Linked DNA regions of Homo sapiens: region 1 is linked to region 2. The links are chromatin loops, found by intact Hi-C in ENCODE. Cell type or tissue: dorsolateral prefrontal cortex. All regions are shown on one strand. Each heading gives the region's core, and the rest is flanking DNA. Links, peaks and the distances in the headings are about the cores only.

What was found. A loop is a pair of places that touch in the nucleus more often than their neighbours do. Peaks named below come from ENCODE experiments on the same cell type or tissue, not always from the same donor. Only the 100,000 strongest peaks of a DNase experiment are listed, where the experiment ranks them.
Region 1: a loop joins it to region 2, with 3 times the contacts of the local background. A loop is called at or near these places in 2 of 110 quality-filtered maps.

The regions. Positions count from the first base shown.
Region 1 is chr21:44,303,438-44,306,337 of GRCh38, forward strand. All of the region lies in intron 1 of PFKL (phosphofructokinase, liver type), which reads left to right. Among named protein-coding and RNA genes, the nearest start is that of PFKL, 4.8 kb to the left of the region's middle. RefSeq lists enhancers at 1,347-2,146, 2,186-2,840, 2,841-2,900. In dorsolateral prefrontal cortex, for the core only: a CTCF peak has its summit at 1,690 (motif pointing left); DNase peaks (open chromatin) are centred at 983, 1,684 and 2,405; H3K4me3 peaks cover 2,436 bases; H3K27ac peaks cover 2,500 bases.
Region 2 is chr21:43,978,711-43,981,610 of GRCh38, forward strand. AGPAT3 (1-acylglycerol-3-phosphate O-acyltransferase 3) reads left to right here. Exons shown (of 10, transcript NM_020132.5): 9 at 2,279-2,477. Among named protein-coding and RNA genes, the nearest start is that of TRAPPC10, 32 kb to the right of the region's middle. RefSeq lists an enhancer at 2,496-2,900. In dorsolateral prefrontal cortex, for the core only: CTCF peaks have their summits at 1,154 and 1,353; a DNase peak (open chromatin) is centred at 1,161; H3K27ac peaks cover 1,908 bases.

The sequences.
Region 1 (2,900 bases), core at 164-2,663, 320 kb after region 2:
AAAAAAAAAAAAAAAAAATGGCCCGGCCTGCCTATGCCTACCTTCATCTCGCCCTGGCCTGGGCACTTTTAATTCTCTGGGCCCTTTGTCTAGTGCCCCCTCCCTGCCCCTGCAGGACACCGTGCCCTGCCTTTCCCTGGCTGGTGTGTTTGGACGTTGGTTTCCTGTTATCGCAGGTGAGGACTTAGCTTCCTGGCCCGCCACGCCTCCCTGACATGGCCTCCTGTTTGGAGCCTTCAGGCTCATGCTTACATCCTTAGCTGATCATTAAACTTTGTGACCATTTCATGCTCACTGCTTTCTTGCCTGGGAGCTAATGGTGAGGAAAGGTCACTGGGAACCAGCGCACCAACCTCAGACATTGATTTTGTTCCAGCCTTTTTTCCTGGGCAGGGGTGGCTATCACCTGCTGGTAGGCAGCGGCAGGCCCACTGTCCTGCCTGCCCTCTGACTGCGGTGTCGGCGACTGCTGCCCGAGGTTTATTTTGAGAAAGAAAAGCCGATTAAAGGGCCATTAAAAAGGTCTTTTGAAGATTACAGCTTCCAATGAGGTTAACAGAGAAAATTTCCTCCTTCAGGCCGCAGCCAGTCCCGTTCTAAAATCCAGAACGTGTCCCTTTCCAGTCCCGTTCTAAAATCCAGTCCCAACAACAAAGTGGCCATGTGACATGGCCACTTTGTTCTCCTCCCAAGGGCTCAGCACAAAGCTGGGTTTTGGCAGCTTCATTGTCTCCGGGCGTCAAAGCAGGTTTTATTTTGCAGAGCACCCTGAAGACATTTGGAAGTGAGGGGTACCCTTGCTGACCCCTGATCCTGGGGCCCCTTTGCCGTTCCCAGGTCCCCTGACAAGCCCACCAGGCCCCCTGCTGAGATGGCTGTGACCCTGGGCTGACCCGCCCAGTGGCACATTGACTCCGCCTGGAGCTGGGGAGACCAGAGAGGCCCTGTGGTTGGACGGTGGCCTGGGTGCGCTGCTCCTGCCCTCTCCTTGCCCTGCCTCAGCTGCTGCCTGCCAGAGGTGGGCTTGGACCTGTGGTGGGACCAGGTCTGCAGGGAGGGCGAGGGAGGGACGGAGGCTTAGCTTCGGCCAGCTGTGGCTGAGTGGATCTCCCTCACTGCCCCCAACTCCAGTGAGGGTGGGGGACAGGGCGCTGCACTCACAGCACCACCTTGGACGCCCAGCCTCAGGCAGCAGGACTTGGCTCTGCTGACTGTTTTTGGTTGTCGGGTGCTTGGGGTGGCTCAGCTGTCTGGGGGGGGCTCGGCTGTCTGTCTCGGGGGGCTTGGCTGTCTGCGGGGGGCTCGGCTGTCTGGGGGGCTCGGCTGTCTTTCTGGGGGAGCTTGTCTGTCTGTCTGGGGGGCTTGGCTTTCTGGGTGTGTGTGGGATGCTTGCTGGGTTCCCGCCCCAGTTTCAGCTGTAGCAGCCGTGCTCCCATCTATGTGGGGATGTGAGGGAGGCACTGTTCCTTTAGAGACGGCGTTGCTTGCTCAAGTGGAGAAGCTGCCAGTGTGGGCAGCTCCAGCTCCCTGCACGCTCTGTGCTCTGCCCATTCTAACGTCTGTGCCCCTTCTTCTGGATGGCTGCCGGGCTTGGCTCTGGCCCCCCTGTTGGATCCCCTGGCTGCTGGGTGGGGAGAGGGCCACCTACTGAACCTGAGGGTGGGTCTGGGTGAGTCCTGGCTCTGCTGCCACCTGCTGGGCTCTGGAAGGTCCCTCACCCTCCCTCTGGGATCTCATTGGATTCCTGTAGTGTGGGGATGGTGGCAGATACTCTGGCTGCTACGTGAGAACAGTGTGCCGATCCCTGGGGTTTCTCAAGGCGTGGCACCTCACCTCACACCTGCTCCCTGCTGCTGAGCCCCACGCCAAGCTGGAGAGCGGATGAGAAGCATGTGTAACCAGGGTAGAGGTCGAGAGTCCTCTCGTGGGGGTCTCCATGTTCAAGGGAGCTGCCGAGGCTTGAGCAGGAGCCCCCAGCAGGTCAGCACCTCCAGCCTCTGCAAGTACAGGGGGGTGGGAGGGCAGGGGCTTTTGAGGGGCACGAGGCTTGGGGACAGAGGACCCGCATGGCTTAGGGATGGATGGCATGGTATGGGTGCTGGGAGGGAGGCAGGAAGAGCAGGGCTGGTCCCAGGGGCAAGCACAAACTCAGGCCTGTTACACGGCCCCAGACCTCACTCAGAAGGGGACCCTGGCCGCTGGCGTGGGTTTCCTCCTCTCTGAAGATTAGGTGGTCTTGGCTGCCCCTTTTGTATGAAGTCATGGATATCTTTTGAGATGGGGGCTCTCGGGAAGAAGGTGTGGGGTACATTAGCACCAGCGTTTCCTGAGTGCCGCCTCCCCCGTTAATGTCCCTCTCCAGGAAACTGGCTTTGCCAAGGCCCCCGCTGGGACAGACTGTTTCTTTCACTGCAGTCCTGGGAGCCGAGGGCAAGGGGACAGGAAAGAGGAAGTGACCTCAGAGCCTGGTGGCACCAGCATCATGTCCAGGCTGGGGGGTGAGGGTCCCTGAGGCCCTGGGGCAGGGCAGTGCTGTTCCCTGGGTGGCTGAGGCCGGAGGGGCTCTGTTCTCAGTCCCCCATCTCATTGCGGAGGAAGGAGCCCAAGCCCCTTCCAGCAGGTGCTTTCCTCAGTGCCCAGAGGTGCTCCCCGGCTTCTCCATCCCCACGCCGCAGCCTGAATGTCTGGGGTGGGGCCGGTGTGGGAGGTGCCGGCCTCTTTTCCACCTGCCCCACTTTTTATCCTGCTCTGTGGTCAAGGCCTGGCCCCGTGGCCTGTGAGTGTGGGGGCTCCGTGGCAGAGGTTGGGGCGGCGGGGTGTGGAGTTCGGGACACCCACACATGCCTGATTGCCATGCTCTGCATGGGATGTTCCCAGTTTATCTCTGGGCACCATACTCC
Region 2 (2,900 bases), core at 125-2,624:
CATTTTCTTAAAAGACATTACAGGTATGTAACAGACATAGATGGTCACTAGACTCCTTGTATAACAGAAACAAATTAGGGATGTTAGAGCATTGCTTTGAAAACCACACTCAGTTCTTATTTCTTTCCCCCACGGCTTACTCAGCCCAAGAACTACTTTCTCTTTGTTTTATACGCACAAATGCATGGGGCATTCGATTTCCACTGTCGGCCTTGTGGGAGAGGAGATAACCAGGAAATCCTCCCAGGATGTAAAAAATATCATCGTAAATGCATTGATGGGCTCTCAAGAAAATAAGGGAAATCGGTCGGGTGCTGTGGCTCATGCCTGTAATCCCAGCACTTTGGGAGGCCGAGGTGGGCAGATCACCTGAGGTCAGGAGTTCAAGACCAGCCTGACCAACATGGGTGAAACCCCGTCTCTACTAAAAATACAAAAAATTAGCTGGGCCTGGTGGCGCATGCCTGTAATCCCAGTTACTGGGGAGGCTGAGGCAGGAGAATCGCTTGAACCCAGGAGGTGGGGGTTGCAGGAGCCAGGATCGCCCCATTGCACTGCAGCCTGGGCAACAGAGTGAGACTCCAACTCAAAAAAAAAAAAAAAAAAGAAAGAAAAAAAAAGAAAGAAAAAAAAAAAGGGAAATCTCCAGGACTGAAAAGGGAGGTGGGGCTGAGACTCGGTCCTGGGCCTGGGAGCCAGCAGCACCATGCCCACCTGGTGCTTTCTGCCTGCCCCATCCCCTGAAGTCTCGTGCTGTGATGCCTACATGGAAACAGAAGATAAAGATTTCCCCTCATTCAAGGCGGGACGTTAGAACCAAAAACCCCACATGATGCTGGGACCCTCTAAGAATTGGACCCTCAGGAAGGTTAAACTGGAAAAGAAAATTACCTCCCAGCACAGAGAAATGGCCTTGAAACCTGCCTTTCTCCTCTTGGGCTCAAGAAAGTCTTCCTGGGAATTCATAATTACAGGCCTGTCCTCCAACAGGCTTGAAGTTTGAATTTATACAAACAACATAGTTCAAGAAGCACACAGCCAAAATGTGTGTGCCAGGACACTCGGGGACATTCCGGAGGCAGGGAGCTGGGTGCTCAGGGGTGGCCAGGACACGATGACACCTGCCTTTGCACGGACACAGTGTGTGGCTGGCAGGGGGCACCCCAACCCCAGTTTCCAGCAGGAAGCTGAGAACCATGAAGAGATCAAAGAGATCAACTAGAAAAAATATCTTGAAGCCAGTGAGCTCAGTGATAACAGTCTCCAACCATCTTTAAAAGAGAGCGGGTCGGCCAGGTGTGGTGGCTCACATCTGTAATCCCAGCACTTTGGGAGGCCGAAGTGGGTGGATCACGAGATCAGGAGTTCGAGACAAGCCTGGCCAACATGGTGAAACCCTGTCTCCACTAAAAATACAAAAATTAGCGCAGTAGTGGGCACCTGTAATCCCAGCTACTCAGGAGGCTGAGGCAGGAGAATCGCTTAAACCCGGGAGACAGAGGTTGCAGTGAGCCGAGATCGTACCACTGCACTCCAGCCTGGGCGACAGAGTGAGACTCCATCTCAAAAAAAAAAAAAAAACAAAAAAAAACGAGAGAGTTGATGGTGCCCTTCACTACTTCCCAAGCATCCTAGAGTCCCACGGGCTGCCCCGCCCACGGGCAGTGGCTGCGGAGTGTCTGCTCTATCAGGCATGGTGATTTCCTGCCAGCCTGTGCCTTTGACATTCCCACCAGAGGCAGAACCTTCTGCAGGTGGCCCTGGCCAGGCTCCTCTCTCCTCCCAGCTCCTCATTAGCCTCCTTTGCCAGGCTAGGAAACCGAGGTATGCGAGGTTAAGGAACTTTCCTTGGGCCGTGCAGCTGAGAGTGCGCTTTGCAGGGATTTGCATCCAGGCCGCGGGACTCACACAGGCCACACCTGCCACCCCCACTGCCTCTGGCTCGTGGGAGGTGTGGGATGTGGCGGGTGGCCGGGGCAGTGCTGGGCAGGCAGGTGTTGGTATTCACAACGTTGCTTTCTTGACCGATTATTTTCCTGGGAGACTTCCTCAGTCAAAGGGTTGATATGCTTGCGAGCTCTCGATGCACGCTATCAGATTCTCCAAAAACGTACAGCCAGCTTCGCCTGCACCTGCAGCTTCTGTGATTTGTGCTCTTAATTGACGTGGCGCTTTTTTTAGGTTGAGTCGTTTTTCATTGCCAACAATCTTCTCCTGCATTGAAATAATAGCTTGTAAAGAAGCCTCACGCTTCCTTTTTCTCTGTTGACTCTTCTAGGACGCGCTCCAGGAGATATATAATCAGAAGGGCATGTTTCCAGGGGAGCAGTTTAAGCCTGCCCGGAGGCCGTGGACCCTCCTGAACTTCCTGTCCTGGGCCACCATTCTCCTGTCTCCCCTCTTCAGTTTTGTCTTGGGCGTCTTTGCCAGCGGATCACCTCTCCTGATCCTGACTTTCTTGGGGTTTGTGGGAGCAGGTAATGGACACTGTCGCTAACAGCTCACACTCTGACGGGCCTCACAGTATCAGCCACAGGGTCCGGGACCTGGTGACTCATCACAGTGGCTGTGGGAGGCAGGGGCCTGGCTGTTATGGACCCTGGAGCCAGGATCCCCCCACGGCCTGCGGGCCTCAGAGCCTGGATTCTTGCACTGAGCTGAGGGTCGCCTCCCCAGAGAGCCGAACGGCCGCCACCTGGCGCCATCCCCACTGCAGCCCCACTGGCTGGCGCCCTTGAGGATGCCGACGAGAGGGTCCCCGAGAGGGTCCCCAGCCCCCCTGTCTGCTTTTGGGCTCTTAGGGGTCAGGCTGGGCTGGCCATTCGGGAGGTTTAAGCAGGACATCATCATTCAGCTCCTCCCCATTGACCCCCAGTGACTTCCCCACTGTGTGCCCACCC